Regions from separate parts of the Homo sapiens genome. Here region 2 is linked to region 1. Evidence: chromatin contacts called from ENCODE Hi-C or POLR2A ChIA-PET data. All regions are on one chromosome and are shown on one strand. Each heading gives the region's core, a stretch centred on a gene start or an enhancer-like site at or near the end of the contact. The rest is flanking DNA. Distances are from core to core; before and after follow the strand shown. Region 1 holds the start of PAK6-AS1 (PAK6 antisense RNA 1). Region 2 overlaps LOC112268152 (a long non-coding RNA gene).

What was found. Hi-C counts contacts between places; a loop is a spot of excess contacts on that map. ChIA-PET counts read pairs that join two places held with the same protein, here RNA polymerase II (POLR2A).
Region 2: a map of aorta shows a loop between it and region 1 (5-fold over the local background). The contact joins the enhancer-like site here to the promoter of PAK6-AS1 in region 1. A Hi-C loop is called at or near these places in 1 of 168 maps with a recorded cell type or tissue (aorta). POLR2A ChIA-PET finds 5 or more read pairs at or near these places in 6 of 52 experiments (BJ, H1, PC-3 and 3 more).

The regions. Positions count from the first base shown.
Region 1 is chr15:40,250,376-40,255,390 of GRCh38, forward strand. It overlaps PAK6-AS1 (PAK6 antisense RNA 1), which reads right to left and starts at 2,584. Exons shown (of 2, transcript NR_168270.1): 1 at 2,283-2,584; 2 at 289-2,164. BUB1B-PAK6 (BUB1B-PAK6 readthrough) reads left to right here. Exons shown (of 10, transcript NM_001128629.3): 2 at 2,803-2,914. PAK6 (p21 (RAC1) activated kinase 6) reads left to right here. Exons shown (of 11, transcript NM_001395430.1): 3 at 2,803-2,914. RefSeq lists a silencer at 2,566-2,655.
Region 2 is chr15:40,311,424-40,316,438 of GRCh38, forward strand. All of the region lies in intron 2 of LOC112268152 (a long non-coding RNA gene), which reads right to left. It also overlaps the pseudogene RPLP0P10. Among named protein-coding and RNA genes, the nearest start is that of PLCB2, 6.0 kb to the left of the region's middle. Within about 2 kb of position 2,293, at least 5 of the 41 ENCODE cell types and tissues checked have a DNase peak (open chromatin) inside an H3K27ac peak, as active enhancers do.

The DNA of each region.
Region 1 (5,015 bases), core at 1,334-3,833:
GTGATGGACCTGAGGGATTCCCTAGTCTAGTCTTGTATCCAGTTCTCTGGCCTACCCAACTGACGGTTATTCTTGAATACCTCCAGTGATGGGGGACTCATTACCTCCTTGGTCAGTCTAACTTGACCTTCTGCCTCTCTCAAGGCCCCAAACCCACTGTAGCTCCCAAGGGGTGGGAGGAACCCAGGGTTTCCTAGAGTTATTCTCTATAGGGTGAGGATGGGACTTGGCTAGTCGCCATTCTAGGGTACCTAAGCCTGGATTCAAACCAAATTGAATACCAGTTCATTTCTGGTAATAATCTAACATTCATACTTTATTGTAGTTCTGTTCAAAAGTACTGCTTGGAGCTGTGATTTGGGTATATAAGGCATTTGTAGTCAAAGAAAATAATTCACATATGCATTCATGAATCAGTAAAAATAATTTAGGGTGTCGATTCTAGGTTAGACAATATAATGCTTTCATTCTAGCTTTGGTTCATGGTTCATTTCAAATCCTCAGCAACCAATCTCTGCCACCTCCACGCAGCACATTCTGCTTCTGCAGCCAGCATTCGACCAGTGTACCCATGTCCTTGGGTAACGAATCTGTGGGGGGAGCCATTCTGGTATCACCTGGTCCCCCTCCCACTGCCCCCTCATCCAAGGCCTAGCAGTCAGCTTCCTGGGTGACCACAGGAGGTCAGAGTTTGTCTAAGCGGGTCAGGCCTACAGTATTGTCCACTCAGAGGAAAGAGAAAGAATCCGCGTGGGAAAGACACAAAGAGGAGGAGGAGGAGGCGACAGAGTAAGGGGAGGAGAACAGAAACTAAATATAAATATGTGTTGGGGATGTTGGGGATGGCAGCAGGGTATGGTTAGCTGGCTGGCTCCCACACCACTGTCCCACAGCACAGAGGGCCAGCATCTGCACCTGGCACCATGCTTTCCCTAGGAAAGCCGAGGGCATTGGGCTTGTGGTGCAGCCACACAGGGTACAGACCTGTTTGGGACTGTCAGGTTCCCACGGGTTGCCTGAGCTCTATTAGGTGGGCGCCTTAGAGTAAATTGTGTGAAACCAATACAGCCTATAATGCAAAAGATTGAGCCGTGAGTAGATTGATGCGTCTAAAGAATCAGTGAACAAAAATAAGTGGCCATAGTGACCTCAGTTAATCATTGAAGTCTGAGGTGCCCAACAATGATTTTTAAAATCCCTGCACTGTCCTTGGTCCCCGCTCTGTGACACTGGCAGTCACCCAGCCACCACTTGACGGCAGCCATTTGGAGTCCACATGTACTGAGTTTCCAAGCCAGAACTTCCTCAGCACTCAGCCAGAACACAGCCTTTCTCTGGGGGCCCAAGACAAGGAGAGCAAAGGTCTTCTCACTTCTTTATCTGGGGAAGAGATGAGTGATTCCTGTCCCTTCCCCCAGTATAGAAAACACCCTGTACCCCAAAAGAAACATGGCACAGGGGCAGCCAGGAGTGAGCCCCTTGGAATGGCCATTCTGATCTTAGGCAGGGACTGCTGAGGACAAGCAGAGGATGCCGACTCTGGGACAAAATCACAGGCGGAGGGGCTCCGAAACAGGCCCTAGCCGCTCTGGGGGTGCGGGTCTCCTGCCCTAGGACTCTCAGGCTAGAAAGTCCTCAGGACTCAGGACTGCGCAAGGGCTGACAAGGGAACTGGAATCCCTTAAATCCCGCTTTCCTGCCTGCGCAAGGGGCTACCCCAGCACAGTCTTGGGGCCCTGTCCACATGGGACAGATCATCCAAGGTGACAGGTTTTCCGACTCCCGCGTGGGCTCTCCAGGATGTGTGGGTGGGCACACGCGGCCCGCTCAGGTCCGGGAGAGTCGGCCCGCGGCTCTGGAGCGTGCATCTGCGATGCCAGTGAACGAGGTGATTACACACAGCCGGCGCTCAGCTGATTCTCCAGGTCGGGTCTCCGCGAGGCGGCCACTGGGCCGTGGAGCCGCAGGCAGGTCCCCGCGGCTGTGGCCAGGCCAGGGCCCGGAGGCGAAGGGCGGGCGGGAACTGGGGCCAAGCAGGTGGAGAGAAAGAGTTGAGCAGCACGGCGCCCCTCGGGCAGAGGGGCTCCTGGCCAAGGCCCCAGCGACACTTGGCAACTTCTCCCGCGCTCTGGGTTCGCCGCCGCGTCCTACCTGAGGCCACACCCTGAAATCAAAATCGCGGTCAGGTGAAGCCGGCGCTGCACCAACGTGTAAGCGCGGCCCCTCCTCGGCGTTCCCGCGCCGAGGTCCCTCCCGCGGAGGGCGGGCCCGGCTCCCACGACCTCTTCGAGCGTTCCTGGGCTTCCCGCTCCGCAGGTGGGTTCCCCGGCTGCCCCGGAGGTTCGCGGCGAGAGGACGGGCCTCCCAACACGCGCAGCCCCCTTCCTGGGTGCCCATGCCCCGAAGTTCGGGACCAGCCGGCGCCAGGCGAGGGGCCTTGGGCGCAGGCATCTGGAGCTCCGCGTCCCTGGAGCGGGACCTCCCTCCGCGGGCGCCCGCCCGGCGCGGGGCATTCGCGTCCCCGAGAGGGCGCAGCAGTGGGGCCTGCGAGCTGGGGCCGGGTGGCCGCGCCGGGTCGGAGTGTGGCTGGAGAGGGGCCGCCCCGGAAGCGGTGCTGCGCCCAACGTCCCCTTCTCCCCGTAAGCCCCGCAAGGAGCCTGCCGCCTCTTGCACCTGAGCCAGGAGTTCAGTCGGGAGGCGGGCGCGGAGCGGTTCCCAGCGCCTGGACGTCAGCCAGTCGCAACACCCGCGGGAACACTTGCTACATTTGCCATAATGCATTTCTGATCTGTTTCCGCGCAGGCCTGCGGAGGACTGGCCCAGCAAGGTCCCAGGTCTTCCCTCTCCTCAGCGCCTAAGAGAGAGGCCCAGTGCGGGTGAGGAGTCGCGAGGAAGAGGCGGAAGGCGCCGGAAGGTGAGTGAGCGAGCGGCCCCCGGCCCTAGAGCCTTCTGCACCCATTTTGAAGAGCAGGCAGGGAGGGACAGTGGGCAGGCAGGTGGCCCTCCTGGGCTGGCTCCTTCCTGGTACTGCTAGGCAGCGGAGGTGGTCCCTTCCAGGTGCCGTCTCTCGATCCTTAGTGGGTGCATGTTAAGTCACTTACACCACTTTGCCCCATGGCCCCACGGTAGGCTGGTAGACGTCAAGACCTCAAATGGCCCGCCCTGCCCCCGGGCCCATCTTCAGGTCTGATGCCTGTCCTGGGTGAGGGTGTCACCGCGGCAGAGTGCAGGGAATTCATGCCGGGGAAGAGGTTCCCAAACAGGAAGGGTGGTGGCAGGCCCAGTGGCTGTGCAGGGCAGGGTGGGAGGCAGCCGTGGGAGACTCCCGCAGGAGTTACAGGTGAAGCTGCCGCTCCACACATCCCAGCCCACCGCTCATTCCCCAGATCTCCAGACCTGCTCAGGTGGCATCCGATCTGGAGTGTAGGTGCTGCTGGGAGCACTGGAGGCTAAGCCATGAAGAGCTCCCAGGGTGTAGGTTGCGTTTTCTGTATCTTGCCCCATTCTGGTGGTTTTTTGGGGGCTTTTCTGACTTGTTTTTCTGGGTGAAGGGGGCAGAGGGGCTCAGGTCTGTGTCCATGCTCGTTTTTGGTGGCCGGTGTGGCATAGGTTGCCGCATTGGATAAGAAAACGCCTGGTTCCATGCAAGGTGAGGTTCAGCCTGCAGTGCCATGAATTCTCCTCCATAGTATATAGGACAGTGGCCGAAGACACATTTGGAACCGAAGAGAGTGGGGTTTGAATCTATCCAGACTTTGCCTTTGACTCCTTAGACAAGTTGCTTCACTTCTCTACAAACTTATAAATGGCCTCATCTGTAAAATGGGAATGCGAATGCCTTCCTCCTCATTAGGCGGTTGTGGGGAGTAACTGCCTCATCAGCCTCCAGCTGCTATGTTGGGAAGGGCTAAGCCACTCCAAGTTCTCCCATCCTGGAGAGCTTTGAGGGCAGTCTGGCTGTTTGGCAAGCTATTGTCAGAGGGTATTAGAGCAAAGCAATAGGAATAAAGTAAAGGTAGGGGTCCTTGGAGGGCGAGTAGTGAGAGACCCTAATTCAGGGTCTCTGGACCTCGTGGTGACCCAGGGAAGGGGCCATTCCTGGAAGAGGATCTGGCTTGGGCATCAGAAACAGCAGCGCCCCCTGCACATCACACATGTTCATGTGTTCATGGGTGACCCTGGAACCTCAACTGTTGCCTGGGATAGAGGGAGCCTCTGGCTTGAGCTTCCAGTCCCATCTCTGTTCTGCATAGCTGTGTGATCCAGAGCAGGTCACTTGACTTCTCTGGGCACTGGGCATTGTGGATGAGCCTGGAGTTTGGAGTCGGAGAGATCTGACTTTGAATCCCAGCTCCACACTTACTGTCTTGGACAATTACTTCTCTCTGAGCCTCAGTTTCTTCATCTGTAAAACAGAGCTCGCAGTAGCTACAATTAGCCATTAGATGTACTAATAAAAAGCACCTAGCACAGTCTATCCATGTGGTGGGCACTTTATAAGCATACCTTTCTTTTCTTGCCTCCTCCTTCTCTCTCCAGCTCCCTGCTGTCTTTAAAATGGGCCCAGGAAAGCAGGTTCAGCCCAACTCACAATGGTGTTGTGAGTGTAAAGTTGTGAGTGTTAAGGAGGTGAAATAGAGGTCTGGAAAGTTAAGAGCTGTAGAAAAAAAGGCAATCTTGTGATTAGGGATGCCAGAGGTTCCTTCTGCTTAGCATAGGGTTCCAATGCCAGAGGTTCCAATGCTTAGCATAGGGTCCTAGCTAGGCATTGAGGACCCTATGCTAAGGACTCAGACCTCTGTGTGCAGAGGCTGTTGAGAATCTAGGGTAGGCCGGGCGCGGTGGCTCACGCCTGTTGACACAAGTGACTGAATGAGCTGTATTACTGTATTCTTTTAAACAGCAGCCCATTATCTCTCCCCTGGGGATTCACTGGGGCCAGTGGTATGGGAATAGTGACAAAGGCAGAGAGCCCAAACATTTTGGCAGGTTGCATGTCATGCTGTCTGCCCTGG
Region 2 (5,015 bases), core at 1,043-3,542, 61 kb after region 1:
AGCCCCTCTATAACCCGACAAGGAACCATCTGGGACTTAGAAGTGGAAAACAAACTGGGCATGGTGGCTCACGCCTGTAATCCCAGCACTTTGGGAGGCCGAGGCGGGTGGGTCACGAAGTCAGGAGCTCAAGATCAGCCTGACCATCATGGTGAAACCCCGTCTCTACCAAAAATACAAAAATGAGCCAGACATGGTGGCACACACCTGTAATCCCAATTACTCAGGTGGCTAAGGCAGGAGAATAGCTGGAACTGGGAGGCAGAGGTTGCAGTGAGCCAAGTTCACACCATTGCCTCCAGCCTGGGTGACAGAACGAGACTCCATCTCAAAAAAAAAAAAGTGGAAAACAATCAGTCCATGTATGTTTCTCTTTGAAGTGCTATTTTGGATCAAATTTACCTGTGTCCATCTTCAAGAAACCCAGAGTTTAGTCCCCACTGGAGCAAAGGTTTGTTCTGTGATCTTAGCAAGTTACCTGAGCCCTTGAATCTGTCAAACTTTTGATCATTTCTAAGAATCCTTCCAGCTCTAAAAATCTCTTTCCACTTGGAAGGGCCAATCTTGTCACTTTTCTCTCTTGCCTTTCCTCTGAGAGACAACAAACCTAGAGATGAGAGCTGTAGGTGGCAGGAGAGGCTTAGCTCTCATCCCAGTGTGACATTCTTGGGCACAATCACTCCTCTGCCTCTGTCAATCCCTCTGTGAAATGGGCCAGTTTTAATAAGTGTGATAGAAATAAATTATATGATGTCCTCCTCTAGGTGGGCACGGTGCATTGCATATAGGGAAGGTCATCAGTATTGATCAATTGCTTCTGTTCTTACTCCTGTCCTGGTCCAACCTTTTTTTTTTTTTTTAGAAGTTAAGCCTTTATTTCCTTGTTTTGTAAATAAAGCTGGCTGAGTTGGTTGTTTTTTGATGATTAGTCAAAGAGACCAAATCCCATATCCTCACCCAGCTCCTCCACCTCTTCCTTGGCTTCAACCTTAGCTGGGGCTGCAGCAGCGGGAGCAGCCGTGGTGGCAACAGCCACAGAGGCAATAGCCACAAATGCAGATGGATCAGCCAAGAAGGCCTTGACCTTTCCAGCAAGTGGGAAGGTATAATCAGTCTCCACAGAGCCAGGGCTCATTTGTACCCACTGATGATAGAATGGGGTACTGATGCAACAGGTGGGTAGCCAGTCTGCAGACAGACACTGGCAACATCGCGGACAACCTTCAGGAAGCAAGAAGGAAGTTTCCTCTGTGATGTCAAGCACTTCAGGGTTGTAGATGCTGCCATTGTCAGATGCCTGCTGGATGACCAGCGCAAAGGAGGAGGGAGAAATGCTCGGCGTGTTCAGCAGCGTGGCTTTGTTGGCTCCCACTTTGTCTCCAGTCTTGATCAGCTGCACATCACTCAGGATTTCAATGGTGCCCCTGGAGATTTTAGTGGTGATTCCTAAAGCCTGGAAAAAGGAGGTTTTCTCTGGCCCCAGACCAGTGTTCTGGGCTGGCACAGTGACTTCACATGGGGCAATGGGACCAGCACAGGTGGCAGCTGGCACCTTACTAGCCAGCAACATGTCCTTGATTTCAGTGAGGTCCTCCTTGGTGAATGCAAAGCCCACATTCCCCCAGATATGAGGCAGCAGTTTCTCCAGAGCTGGGTTGTTTTCCAGGTGCCCTCAGATGGCCGTGAGCATCATGGTGTTCTTGTCCATCAGCACCACGGCCTTCTCTCAGAGGGACATGCAGATCTGCTGCGTCTGCTTGGAGCCCACATTGCTGCTCCCACGATGAAACATTTTGGATAATCATCCAAAAGCTGGATGATCTTGAAGTAGTTGGACTTCCAGGTCATCCTGTCTTCCCTGGGCATCACGGCAGTGCATCAGGGATTGCCACGCAGGGTTTAAAGACAATGTCACTTTCACGAGGATGCCAAGAGAGAGTTTTTTTTTTTTTTTTTTTTTTTAATATACGATGTAATCTCACCCTGTTGCCCAGGCTGGTCTTGAACTCCTGGGCTCAAGCAATCCTCCCACCTCACCCTCTCCAGTAGCTGGGATTATGGGCATGTACCACCAAACTTGGCATCTGATCCACCTTTTTATCAGGACCTGGGCAAAGCCACAGAGAACAAGCCCCTCAACTTTGCGAATAGCAAGGAGCCAGCGAAGACAGGAATATGTTGGAAGACAGACTCAGGATCCAAAAACATTCTAACCTATTGGAGCACTGGCCTAAACCTCCCAAGGTGAAATGAACAGGGCTTAACTGAGAGATCTGGGCTTGGTGCCAAGACACCGACTGTACAAGGACAGGGTGGGGAAGTGGCAGCTTAGCAGAAGCATGTGTGAATAAAACTGAGGGTTTTCGCTGACAGCCAGCTCCATCTGAGTCAAATGACAGAGCTGCCAATAAAAACGGGCAGACTCAGGCTGCCGAACTGAAGTCGGGTACTGAGCCCTGTGGTTCTCCATCTTGATATCACACCAGAACCACCTGCAAAGCTCTGGTAACACTGCATATTCCTTGCTGTACCAAGACCCTCTGAATCGTGATCTGGGATGAGATGAGAGAGGGAAAGGAAGGTGAGGAGTTTGCATTTCTTTTATTTTTTTTTAGAGACAGGTTTCACTCTGCTACCCAGGCTGGTCTCAAGCTCATGGGCTCAAGCAATCCTCGTGCCTTGGCCTCCCAAAGTGTTGGGATTATAGGCATGAGTCACTGCGCCCAGCCAGGAGTTTGAGTTTCTAAAGAGTATCCCCCCTCATTCCAAGATGCATCCAGGGCTTTTGAACCAAGGAACAATCAGTCCCATTCTCATTCTCAGCACAACAGACCACACCCAAAATACTTGAGGAATTCAGTTTAGGTTGCTTTGTTGCAGGGAAGGTCATAAGTTGAAGGATATTTGGTGGAAAGCAGCCAGGATGCAGGCAACACTCTGAAGAGAACCACTTTATAGAAGACACAGGTGGCCAGGAGGCCCAACTTCACATGGATGAGTCTTGTTCTCTGAGGTCCCAAAAGTTAGAATCTAGGCCAGGTGCGGTGGCTCACGCCTGTAATCTCAGCACTTTGGGGGGCTGAGGGGGGCAGACCATCTGAGGCCAGGAGCTCAAGTCCCACCTGGCCAACATGGTGAAACCCCATCTCTACTAAAAATATAAAAATTAGCCAGGCGCAGTGGCACATGCCTGTAGTCCCAGCTACTCAGGAGGCTGAGTCAGGAGAATTGCTTGAACCCGGGAGGCGGAGGTTGCAGTGACCCAAGATTGTGCCACTGCACTTCAGCCTGTGCGACAGAGCGAGACTCTCTCTCAAAAAAAATTTAAGTACATATTTTTTTAAAGTTAGAATCTTAGGAGACTGTCTTAGGTCAGGTTTCTCAGGAAACATGCCGAGATAGAGATTTTCTTGTAGGAAGTTTATTGGGGGTGCTTTCAGAGATAACATCTGTGAACTAGTGAAAGAATCAGAATCAAGCCAGAGGAAGAAATTGGTGAACAATGCAGTCACAATACAGAATGCTTCCACAGGAAGCCCTGGGGTTGAGCTGGCCCCGTAGAGTTAGCCCCAACTTGGATAAGAGGGCTGTACCTTTGAATTCCACATTGACTTGGCAGATGACCCCTAGGGAAGGGTTGTGAAGTCCAGCAAGACAGCTCCCTTTAGCAGCTGAAGGAAATGCCAAGGGAGAGACTCATGTGTGAGCCATTGGCAGCCAACACTTCTGGCAACTTCAGGGATAAGCTCCTTGGTCCTAAAAGCAGTATCTGGGTGGTGCACCACAGCAACCGAGACAGTACCCCCAGGCATAGCCCAGACCTACTTGATTTATGTGGTAAGTTCACTCTACCTGGGAATAGCTCCTCCTGGATTCTGGGAAACTTACAAGAATTAAATGGAGAAACTATAGCCCCCACTACTGCAACTAGTCTTGGTGACACAATTGATGTTCATCATTCCCCTTCTCTGTCACTCATTCTAGATTCTTTTTACCTTCAACTTGCACCTCTGCTGGTGTAGGTGGCTTGCCTGTCGGGGTAACCAATCACCAATCACCATGGCCTTCAGACCATGCTGCTGATGTGTCCACCTTCCACCAAAATTGGGCATACCAACAGACACCCCAGTGGATCACCTGGGTGCCAAACATATTCTTTCCTGACCCCCTTATGTAACAGCAGCCCTATCTCTCCCAAAGGATGGGGGTCAGTTGCCCCTTCCAGGAAGTGACTCCTCTTCTTTCCTGCTGGTTTCTTGGCACAAAGAGTCTGACGAACAGAAAGCAGCCATACTTAAGTTTATGGGGTTCTTGTTCTGTCCCTGGTGGAAGTGCTCCCCCTCTGGGAACCAGATTCTCTGAACCTGGAGAGCTTGGAACTGCAGGAATGGGAACCACAAATTCCTCCAGAAAGGTCACTGGGAGTGATGGTAAGTGGAGTCATTCCTACTTCTACCCCTAGTTTCCTAAACCTCTATTCTACACGTTGACACATAGCACCATATATAACAGTTATTGATTAGGATGCATACCTCATCCTGGAGCACGGTGTCCCATCATCTCTAACATGGTATTTCAGCTGTGCTTCTAAAGGCTGTTCTATCATTCCACCAGCTCTATTCAGCTTCTGGATGGTGAAGTATGTAATAGGCCTAAAAGATCCCATGATCATGTGCCCATTCTATCCTTAAAGTGGGACTCTTGGTCTTCTGCAATGGTATGTGAGATCCCACGTCAGTGAATCAAACACTCTTTTAGCCCCCAGAGAGTGGCCTTTGAGCAGAAAAGACAAATCCATATCCAGAATATATGGCAATTCAGGTCAAGATGAGTCCCTCACCCTTCTGGAGTGGAACAGGTCCAAGGTAGCCAGCTTGGTACTGCGTGGCTGGTATCAGTTGCTGGCAGGTTGGACTTTTAGCAGTGACAATAGGTAATTGGCCTTGGTGAGTGGGAGCCCATTCTGTTGAGCCACCCCTGCCACCACACACATGCGACACGTGTCACCTCCATCT